Linked DNA regions of Mus musculus: region 2 is linked to region 1. Evidence: chromatin loops called from intact Hi-C (ENCODE). Cell type or tissue: heart. All regions are shown on one strand. Links, peaks and the distances in the headings refer to the core of each region. The heading gives the core; the rest is flanking DNA. Region 1 has its middle 190 kb from the start of 4930521E06Rik. Region 2 holds the start of Col3a1 (collagen, type III, alpha 1).

What was found. Peaks named below come from ENCODE experiments on the same cell type or tissue, not always from the same donor. Only the 100,000 strongest peaks of a DNase experiment are listed, where the experiment ranks them.
Region 2: a loop joins it to region 1, with 2.5 times the contacts of the local background. A loop is called at or near these places in 3 of 42 quality-filtered maps.

The regions. Positions count from the first base shown.
Region 1 is chr1:44,936,943-44,942,329 of GRCm38, forward strand. It overlaps the pseudogene Gm3496. Among named protein-coding and RNA genes, the nearest start is that of 4930521E06Rik, 190 kb to the left of the region's middle. In heart, for the core only: a CTCF peak has its summit at 2,303 (motif pointing right); no DNase peak of the experiment used is centred there.
Region 2 is chr1:45,311,140-45,316,526 of GRCm38, forward strand. Col3a1 (collagen, type III, alpha 1) reads left to right here and starts at 399. Exons shown (of 51, transcript NM_009930.2): 1 at 399-693. The coding sequence starts at 609. In heart, for the core only: a CTCF peak has its summit at 2,974 (motif pointing left); DNase peaks (open chromatin) are centred at 492 and 1,942; H3K4me3 peaks cover 3,248 bases; H3K27ac peaks cover 4,043 bases.

The DNA.
Region 1 (5,387 bases), core at 254-5,253:
TGTGCTCCTTAGTATTCCTGTCTTAGAGAGTCACCTGAGAGAAAATGGCAATCTCTCCTGAGTCCCAGGGCCCCTTAATCATCTTTGTAAAACTGGATTTAAGTTTATCTTTTGTGCTTTGACTGTGTTAGGATATTGAGGGCTTGATGGAACAGGATAGCTTGATTCCAGTATAGCGATATTATCATGGCTTTTACTGATTGTGTTCTTATGATGTCCTTTAGCAATCTTGTTGTTCCTGGTGGTGGCTGGATGTCCCTGATGCCACCTGGACTCCTCAGGAGGCAGGCAGAAACTGTCAATGGATCTCAAGGAACATTACACTGCTCATCTATGCTGACTGTGCCCCATGTGGACCTGGCAAGCAAAGGGATTGCTGGGGAGGGGCCTAACCTGGGTGCTCTTAGGAATCCTAAAGGTTCCTTGGGATTGGGAGGTAGGTTGTGGACCAGACAATGGAAGTCAGAGAAGATTGCACAACTCACCTCTGCTGGCCATGTGCCCCAGATTGATCAAACTAGACTAGTGTTTTGATTGTTTTGTGGTGTTGGTAGGGATTTCTGTTCTTATCCAATCTATCTGATGTTTTGTAAGTTTCTTATACCTTTATAAGAGTGTCCTCATTAAGGTTAGGAAAATTTTCTTCTATGATTTTTGTTAAAAATATTTTTCTGGGTCTTTGAGCTGAGATTTTCAATTATTATTCTTATGTTTGGCATTTTCAGACAGCCCTAGATTTCTTGAATGGTTTGTGTCAAGAATTTTTTGATTTAACTTTTTTTGACTGATATATCAATTTCTTCCAACATATCTTCTATGTCTGAGAGTCTCTCCTACATCTCTTATATTTTAGTAGTGATGCTTATATCTGTAGTTCCTGTTAGCTTACCTAGATTTTTTTTCATCTCCAGGAGTCCTTCACTTAGTGTTTTGTTAATTTCTCTTTACATTTTCAGTTATAGTACAGTTTTATTTATTTCATTCACATGTTTTATTGTTTTGTTTTCTTTAATGGACTTATTCATTTCCTCCTGTTTTTAATTTGTGTTTTTCTTGATTTCTTTAAGGGATTTATTAATTTCTTTCAATTGTGTTTTCCTGAATTTATTTATTTATTTATTTATTTCCTCTTTAAGGAACTCTATCATCATCATAGAATTAATTTTAAGGTCATTTTCTTATATTTAAGTCATGTTGAAATATCTAAGCTTCCTGTAGTAAGAATGCTGGGCTCTGGGATGCCATCCTGTCCTGGATTTTGTGTTCTTACACTAGCTATTAGGCACTTGTGCTTGGGATAATTATATGTTTAGATGCTGATTTTTGAGTTTGTTTCTGTTGAACAGATTTTGCCCTTTGCTTTCTGCTTCATCTCTGGTCGTCTGACCTATGTGGTCTTTGGTTCTGATTTTTAGCCATACTTAAGGTCCATTACGGTGGTTTTGCTGGAGTTTGGCAGCCTGCTTGAGCTCTGGGATTTGGGGTGCCAGTGTTGTCTCTGAGTTCTAATTCTTTGGATTGGCATTGCTTCTGGTAGAGCAGAGGGCTTTGGGGATTCTGGATGCTGGTCTTGGCTATGGGGTTCCACATACCAGTGTAAACCATGGCAGAGTAGGGTATTTCTGGGGAGTTGAGGACCCGGACACGTAGCCAAGGGGAGGACATGATGTTTGGGAAAACTGGGTGGACCCTAAAGAGTGTTGGCAGGTAGGGGGGTCTTAATTGTTACCTGGTGTTCTGGGTACCAGCATCCCCTCCAGGAATGCAGAAGGCTTCTGCAGGAGTTGTGACCCTGGATGTAGACTGTTGAGTGCTTTTAAATGTTTCATATAATGGAAATGTTTTTATGTTTAACATATGTTTTAGTAACTAGCTGTCCCAAATATCTCACGGTGTTTGATCTTTGTTCCTTTTCAGGTCCAATAGTAAGCCCCCTTTTAGGTAGCATATCCTGACACATATCATATACGGATGGTAGCTCATCGTCTTTAGAGGTGGCTAACAGGATATCATTCATATAGTGAATAATACAAGCCCCTGGGAAGAACTACCTCATAGGGTCTAAAACCTTTCCTAAATAGTATTGACATATAGTAAGGGATCTTGTCATGCCTTGCGCTCTTACAGTTCATAGATATCACCCTGAGGTTCTTTATGATTGACTGAGGGAACAGAAAAGGCAAAGTTTACCTTACCATCAGGATGAATATGTGTAGTACAAAAGCAATCTTTTAAATGCAAAACTATAATGTCAATCTTTAGAAATACATGTTGGAAAACTGGACTGTGAAGCTGCCAGTGGCCACATGGTGTCATTAACATTCTGTAAGTCAATCAGTTATCCCATTTACCAGACTTCTTTTTAATTGCAAAAATAGGAAGATTCTAGTGAGAAAAAAGATTTTATGCTCCAATCCTCCAACTCATGAAAAACCCAGAATTTCTTTCTTTTTCTTTCCCCATGTTTTGTTTGTTTGGTTGGTTTGGTTTGGTTTGGTTTGGTTTGAAATTGGCCTTTGACATATTATTTGAATGGCAACTATATATGTTTATGACTTTGTGATTTTGTCCTTGTGGGAATATATGTTTAAAAATCCTTTGCAACTCTTTTTCTAGTTCTTTTCAATTTTTGATATCCCATCTTTCACATAAGCCATTGAGCTTGTGAAGATTAGATAGCATTAGAGATAGAAATATAGACGGTGGCTAATATAGATTAGTTTGCTGTAAAGTGTCTCTTCTCTAAACATTACCCAAACATAAGTAACATAGGCTTTAGGACTGTCTTCATGCCTTCTGGACCTATGCACTGTAATTTTTTAGCACTTTAAAAATCTTCTTAAACCTCATACTTCCCAATCAAGTTTGAATGTATGACTATGCCACTAGGGTAGCCATTCTTTTATCACTTTAATAGAGACATCAGATGTAGAATCGATCAATCCTCTACAAGTTTTTCAATTTAAAATCCAACGATGGTATATCTTGTTCCTTCGATGAAAATGTTAAGGACTAGAGAAAATAGTAAGGACTAGGTAACTGTTTAGCCTGCCATTTTGTGCTGTTACTAATGGTATAAGGAAACTTTCTCATTTCTTCTTATTAAAAAACTTTCTCATGCTCTAGTTGATTACAGATTCTGTTATGATCTTTCCTTTTATAAGCTTCCCCTTGGATGGACCCCAATATAAGATAGACACCTGCATTAATATAAGTGACTATTTGGAATAAGATTTCCATTTTGAGTAATGGTTAAATAAAGTTTAAGTTCCCAAGAACTCCCTGGGAACTGACATCCTACTTGGAAAAAAAAAAAAGGCATGCATGTGGATTCTGGGTAACACGAAAAAAGAGACATGTTATATGGATAAATGACTTTTTTGTTGGCAAGTTAAGACATGAATGTTAGACAAGATAAGTCTTCTGACACCGTTGAATACCCCAATCATTGCAAGCAGGATAAATATACAACAAAGACATGTTTTGAAGGAAATTCTTTACCTACTTAGCTTAATTGGTGAAATAACTGGGCACAGATGTTAGGGGACTTCAAGGCTTAAAAGATCTGTAAGGTCCTGGCTTGAGGTCTCAGCCAGCTCCCAAGTCTGTCCTATGGTCCTGACCTATCATTCCTGCTGTAAATGCTCCATAAATTATCCCTGTCTTACTGAGATAAGTGTTTGTATAGTTTATGAAGTTATCCTGGACCCCAACAACAACACTTGAAACTATGGCTTTTTTTAAACTACCAAATCCTTCCTTATTGAAGTACATTTTTCCATTAAGTGGTTACATGTGGCTATAATAATAACTGTGCATGTTTTCTCCCACTTTAAATTAAAAATCAGTGGGAACTGTGATCATAACTGTAGTTTTCCACATATAGTTTTCATCAATGACTCCTATATGAGCTATGATTATCCTCATTGTTAAACTACTGTGACCCAATAAAAGTTCAGCTGTTCCAGACAATATAGGCTTCCGATAGTTTGTGTGTAACTTAAAAGGACAGTGAAGAGGAAAAATTAGTATATCTTTAGGGCAAGGATAATCAATAACAGCACTTCTTGAGTAGCAGCTTATAAGAAAAATATATTTTGATTACAATCTAAAGTTGATACAAATATTATTGTTTTTTTTTAATTCAAACACTATAATTTTGTGGTGACTGAGGTGGGCCCCTTAATCCATTTCCCTCTTGTTGACTGATATTTTTATTGTTACTAGACAATTTCTTACCATACTCATTAATTTTAGTTTGTCATTAGTCCTATGCTTTCCTTCCTTTCATTTAGGGCATAAGATGGTGCTCCTTGATTCTAAGTATTCATTCCTTATAAGGGCAATTTATATCATGTCATTAAGTGTGTATGTAAACTGCAATTGAAACATTTTGCTGACACTTATGTTTGAATTTCATAGGCTTCTAAAGCACCTAATTTTGCTCTATGTTTGTAGGTCTTCACATTTCTACATTACCTCAGAAAGTCCATAACATTTCTTATCTATCTCTGGGTTCTGATTATTATTTGGCAATTTTCATTAGCATTACCAAAAGCAAACTGTTTTAATAACTTTTTCTTTAAAAAAGATTTTTTTATTTTTATTTATATGAGTACACTGCAACTGTCTTCAGACCCATTCCAGAAGAGAGCATTGGAACCTGTTACAGATGGTTGTGAGCCACCATGTGGTTGCTGGTAATTGAACTCAGGACCTCTGGAAGAGCAGTCAGTGCTCTTAACTGCTGAACCATCTCTCCAGCACTAATAGTAACTCTTGAACTTGTTAACCTTTTACTTAAATGTTATTTGCATCTTTGAATTTCCCTATAAAATCAGCATACAGCTCAGAAAGACCTTGCATAGTTTTTATATAGCTAGACCCAAAGTCAAAGCCCATACCAATTTTCATTCAACCATGATAGGGATAGCTAATGATTCATTGATACCCATTTACCAGCCTTTCATATGTGATATTTCCAGGATGATCTTGTAGTCCTAGTTGAATTATTTCATGAGGTTCATTTGCATGCCACATTGGCCACTGAAGAAATTGGGAAGGGCTAAGAACCATTTGAAAATCATATATGAAGGGACGGACTCAAGACAGCTTGAACATGGTAAATATGTCCTTCTCTCCAATTCCCTCTGCCTTGATAAAAAACCTTTAGGTTGCATTCCTAAAGCTATCCACCAAGGTCTATTCCCTTATTTGGGCATTATCTCTTCCTAAGGCTGACTACCAAGGTCCAGTTATCTAAGTATTGAAATTCAACAATCAAAAACTTTCTTTGATTTACATAATTAACCTTTCAGATCAAAATTAATCAATCCTAATGCAGAGTTTCTTCTTGTATCTTTATAAACTGCCATTTTTCTATAGGC
Region 2 (5,387 bases), core at 188-5,187, 370 kb after region 1:
GGCCTTCAGAGGATTTTCCTTTATAGTCTCTTACAGTTTCCTGTTAAAATTGAGTCAGGATGGACTCTGGCAAAACTCAAAGTATCAGAGTCTTCTAGAAAGATAAAATTTACAAAATGACCATGCCGGAGAATGGGAGTCAAAACACTTTTTCAAATTCAGACAGTTTTTACTGTTTCAGAGGGAAATTTAAAAACACACAAACAATTGTTGTAGGCTATCACAAAGCACATTCCTATGTGTTTCTGTCATGCAAATATGTATTTAAGACTAATGCATGTTATAAACATATGCATAGGCTGATGTACACATGCTCCAGATGTGCTGTTTCTGTGTCTGTGGGTTGTGTCCTCTACACACAGGGAAAAATATATTAATCATTGCTTTTACTGCTGAGGGGATGGGTTCTGCTCTCATATTTCAGAAAGGGGCTGGAAAGTGAGGGAAGCCAAACTTTTTCCTATTTAAGGCCAGAGCAGAGGGAAGCGAGCGGCTGAGTTTTATGACGGGCCCGGTGCTGAAGGGCAGGGACAACTGATGGTGCTACTCTGAGCTGCTTCTTCCTCTCTCCTCTTTTGCACAAAGAGTCTCATGTCTGATATTTAGACATGATGAGCTTTGTGCAAAGTGGAACCTGGTTTCTTCTCACCCTTCTTCATCCCACTCTTATTTTGGCACAGCAGTCCAACGTAGGTAAGTAGGTACCGATTTGAACAGGCTTTCTGGGTTAATTTTGCCTTAACTTCTTACAAAGGGTAAGATAGTGGGAAAATCAGCCTCCTAAGAATTTCCTGTCTAGCCTCTGACTGTGGAATGTTTTGTTAACCTTAATTTTGTTTTCTATATTTGATTTTTTTAAAAGTTAATGTACATGTATAATATTCTCTAGTTGTTTAAGGTAAAAACTGTTCTTAAATTAACTTGATTTCATGTTCACCTTTTAAAAAATGTTTTAAAGTACTCCCCTCCTGCATTGTGAACATCTTGGCATGCTCCCAGGCCATCTGGAATTTATTGGTCTCTTGTAATAATTTCATGTTCTCCTTTGTACACTGCTCTCTTTACAAAGATAGGATATTTAGCCATGTTTTTCAAAAGAATGCACTAGAAATGTCTCTGAAATGAATAACCCTTAAGAAGATACTAGAAAATAAATAGAATCCCTTATGTATTTCTGTAAAACTATAAATGTGGACTATCTATGGACCTTCCAGAAATGAGCCCAGGCTGCAAAAACGTGTCATTGTTTCTGTTTTTATTGCATTCCATGATTGCACACATTCAATGTGCTCAGAGTTTGCCAAAAGTTGTTTTATGTTCTGTTTAGCTGGATTTCCATTACTGAAGATAACATAATTTAACAGGAATATTTTTGCTTTCCTCCAAACAAGGTAAAGATACAAGTTTTGCTCAAAAAGGCAGACTTGAAATAGTTTTGGTAGCCAAATGTAATGATCTTTATTTTCTTGTGCCCCAAATTAAAAGCAACTGTCTCATTATTTACTTAAATACTTTTAAAAATGCATATGTTCCTTGTCATCATGAAAATTTGGGGTGCACACTTTTTTCAAAATAATTGTGTTGATGTAAATCTTATCTGTGGCTAAAAGAAGTTGCTAGCAGTTCTTTTCATACATAATCAAACACGTTGGTATTTAAACCTTTAGTTTTAGCAAATGCTTCATGAGCATTCGTTTTTCCACTGTGTGCAGTGTCTTCACTAGTTTCAGAAGTTATCTATGCAAGAGTAAGGGAAGGAGACACTTTATATTTCTGTATGTTCAGTCCACAGATACACAGAGAAGGAGCTCCCAGATTGCTTGTTTCTTAATTCTGTTCCCCTTAACCCACCCTTCCATCCCCCTCCATCTTTCCCCCCTCCTTATCTCTCCACCCCTTTTGGCTCCTTAGGAACTCCCCTCCCAATTTTCCTTCCTCACTCATCACCCCTCCCCCATCCTAGGCTTATCCACCTCCCTCCCCCCACCCCAGTCCTCACCCCTCCCTGTTCTCAGTGACTCACTCTCTGCTTCCCATCTTTATTTTCATCCTCTCTCCTCCCCAGCTCATCTTACATTTTCTTTTCTTTGGATAGTCAATTCCTTTTTAGCTTTCTTTTTTCACTTTCTCTTCACATCCTGCCCTCCTGGAAGATGAAACAACCCCAAGCCTTCCCTATTAATAGGAGACATGATCCAAAGAAATGTTAATTCCTTAGCAGCCCAAACTTTTATTCTGAAATCTAGATGAAGAATCATAGAATCTTAATTTTTTTTAAAGAAAGAAAGACAGACAGAAAGAAAGACAGACAGACAGACAGAAAGGAAGGAAGGAAGGAAGGAAGGAAGGAAGGAAGGAAGGAAGAAAGAAAGGAAGGAAGGAAGGAAGAAAGGAAGGAAGGAAGAAACCTATGTCTTTGGGACATTAATTAAAATATCAACATAGTATCTATAGTTTCTTAACAGTTAAAGTAATATGAGAAATACTATAGGAACAGTGGGTGTGTTTCTTCCCAATCTAACTCCAGTAAGAAGAGAAACATGTTTGGTTCTCACCATCTTAACATCATCCTAAGCTCATTTGCTTCCACCTTTGGGCTATGGTCTTTAAAACTCCAAGAAGGATAAAAAGGATTTAAGATCATATATTTCACATTCCTTGCAGGTTTTTAGTGAAAATCCTACTGAATGATTAACTTTGAGGAGATTTCAGTAAGTAGCAGACATTCAGCACACTGGGAACACTCAGAGAACTCTAAAGGGGTTATCTCCTATGTTCTCCAGAAATCCTAGAAGTCGTACAGAATTGCTAGACACTAACTTCTGGGAGTTTTCTGGAATATGAAACATGTCTCCACAAAGAATTCTTGTCTCTTTACAAATCTGTGCAAGTCTTACTTTATTCATGCCTTTTATTTCAGCTACGGAAAAAACGTGGTCTGTTTTATATTTCCTGTGGTTTTTAAGCATGCTGGATTTTTAAGTGCTAAACCATGCCACCTAGTGGCTAACAAAGACACCATTTCCATAACCATCGCCAACATGACTCTTGCACCACAGGATCCTCATATGTGTGTGTGTGTGTGTGTGTGTGTGTGTGTGTGTGTGTGTGTGTGTGTGTGTGTGTGTGCGTGCGTGCGCGCACGCGTGTCCGTGGGGGGGGGGGAGACAGAGAGAGAGAGAGAGAGAGTTTTAAAAACTAAACATTCCTTTTATAAGTAAAATAATTAGATAATGAAATGTTACCAGACATAAGAATACACAAACAAACTGGTAATATATTGTGAGACTTTTGGAAATGAATGTCAAAATAATAGACAGTTTCCAGCCAGGCATGGTGACACAGACCTTCATTCCCAGCTACTTGGGAGGCTGAGTGTAGATGAATACAAGTCCAAAGTCTTCCTGAGTTCAATGTGAGTGTCTGAATGAGAGTGAGACTCTTGTCTCAAAATGAAAAGTTTATAGAAGTCTGGAGATGCAGGTCAGTGGTAGAGAGCTTTTCCAGAGCATATGACGCCCTAGCCTCAATCTCCAATACTGTCAAAGAAAAGATAGAAACTTATCTAAATTCATTGCATCATTTTTTAAATGTATTTTTCCTACTCATTGGCTAATATCATCCTTGCTTAATATTTGCATTCTGCTGACTATAGGTCCATAAATAGATGTTAGTAATATTGCTTCCTTAGGACAGGGACAAAAAACTAAATGTCTTCTAAAGTTTAAGCTTCTACATTTTGCTATGTTGATAATATCACAAAAATTAACTGTGAACCATGAACTGATTTGTGATTTCAAAACTGTAAATGGACTGAGAGAATGAACTCTTGTTTCATATTTTTTAGTTTATTTCTCATTATGTTTAAAAAGGAAAATTATAGCTAAGATTAACATTTACATTTTCTCTTGTTTGTGTTGTCCGAATTACTAATCACATAGAACCAATGGAATAAAATGTATTACAAAGTCACGGTAGTAACCTTACTTCTAACAGAAGAAAATACACAATTATGTACATATTTAAATATCAGTCATGTAACCTACAGTGTGTTTGTAAAGCTTAAAAACAGGAATGGATGAATAGTTTAGTACTGAAACTAAAATTTAATGAAATACTACATGATTTGAGAACAAAAGCATAAACCTTGAACATCTGCCTTTTTTTACTTTTGTAAGTATTTGTAAATAATAGAGATTCCAAGTTCCATACCATTTTTGAAAATTTATTTATAAAGTTTTTTTTTAATGGTAGTCCTTTTTTCTATTCCTTACTCAATTTTTAACAAATTAATCTGGTTTATTAAGCAAAAGGCTCAGGAGCTAATGACTTAACCAGAAATTATCATTCTTTCTGTAAAAATGTACATTGTAAGTAAATAAAGTATTACCAATACAAGATTTTGTTGTTTCTATTCATAACCCCCTTTTATTTCCTCAGCATCTCAACAGTACTCAGAATGATGGGTAAAGGGCCTATAACAGACCCTGCATCACATTTAGATCTAGGATGGACCAGTCAAGCATTGTAGAAGAGAGCAAGTCTTCGGAAACCATGCTGGGAGGGAGAAGTGGAGAGGAAAGGCCCATTAATGAGTGCAGATTCTTCGGTGACTTGCCTTTGGATTTCTTTTTTAAAAGATTTGTCCAGAACTATAGGAGATGCTAAAAGAAAGCAAGGCCTCATTAGAAAGGCCTGTTTCATATCTACAGGCTCAGACCAGGCCTGGAGTGGTAACTCAGAAAAGACTGCCAACCACTGAAGCTCTGTGGTGACCACTGAGGATGACTGTCCCTAGTGCCGGGTTCCTATGTGTACTTTGTGACAGGCAATAACTGATAACGCCACCTTGAAGCCATTAAAGTGATTGCTTGTAAGTCAGAGCCGGGAAGATCAAAGATGAGCTTGCCTTTGCTGGACCTGGCAGACACTAAAGCTTCGGGTACACTGTGACTTTCTGGCAATGTGTGTGAGCTAATTCTCATAAAATGTTTCGTTCTGTTTCTTAGAGCTAAAAGCTTAGTGTCATTATTTTCCATGCTTAGGAAAAAAAAAAATCCACATTGTTTTTTTTTTTAATCCAAAAGTTTTAAAGGAGGAAACTTTGCCTGTCAGGAAAGCAGTGGAAACTCTGAGCTAGCTCTGCACAGCAGTCGTTTGTTAGCTGCACTTTGGAGAGTTACATTAACCACTAGAAGTTCTGTCTGTGCCTAACAAAAACATAGCCCAAGTGGATTCCTTTCAGATTAACTAATCAAAGCCTTGCTTTTTCCATGGCTGAGGTCAAGCCCTGCCATTTCAAATGTAATCTCAATGAACAAAACGGAAAGTTCAAATGGAAGAAATACTAAAATTGCCCCAAAGAAGAAATTGCCACAACTAATCCA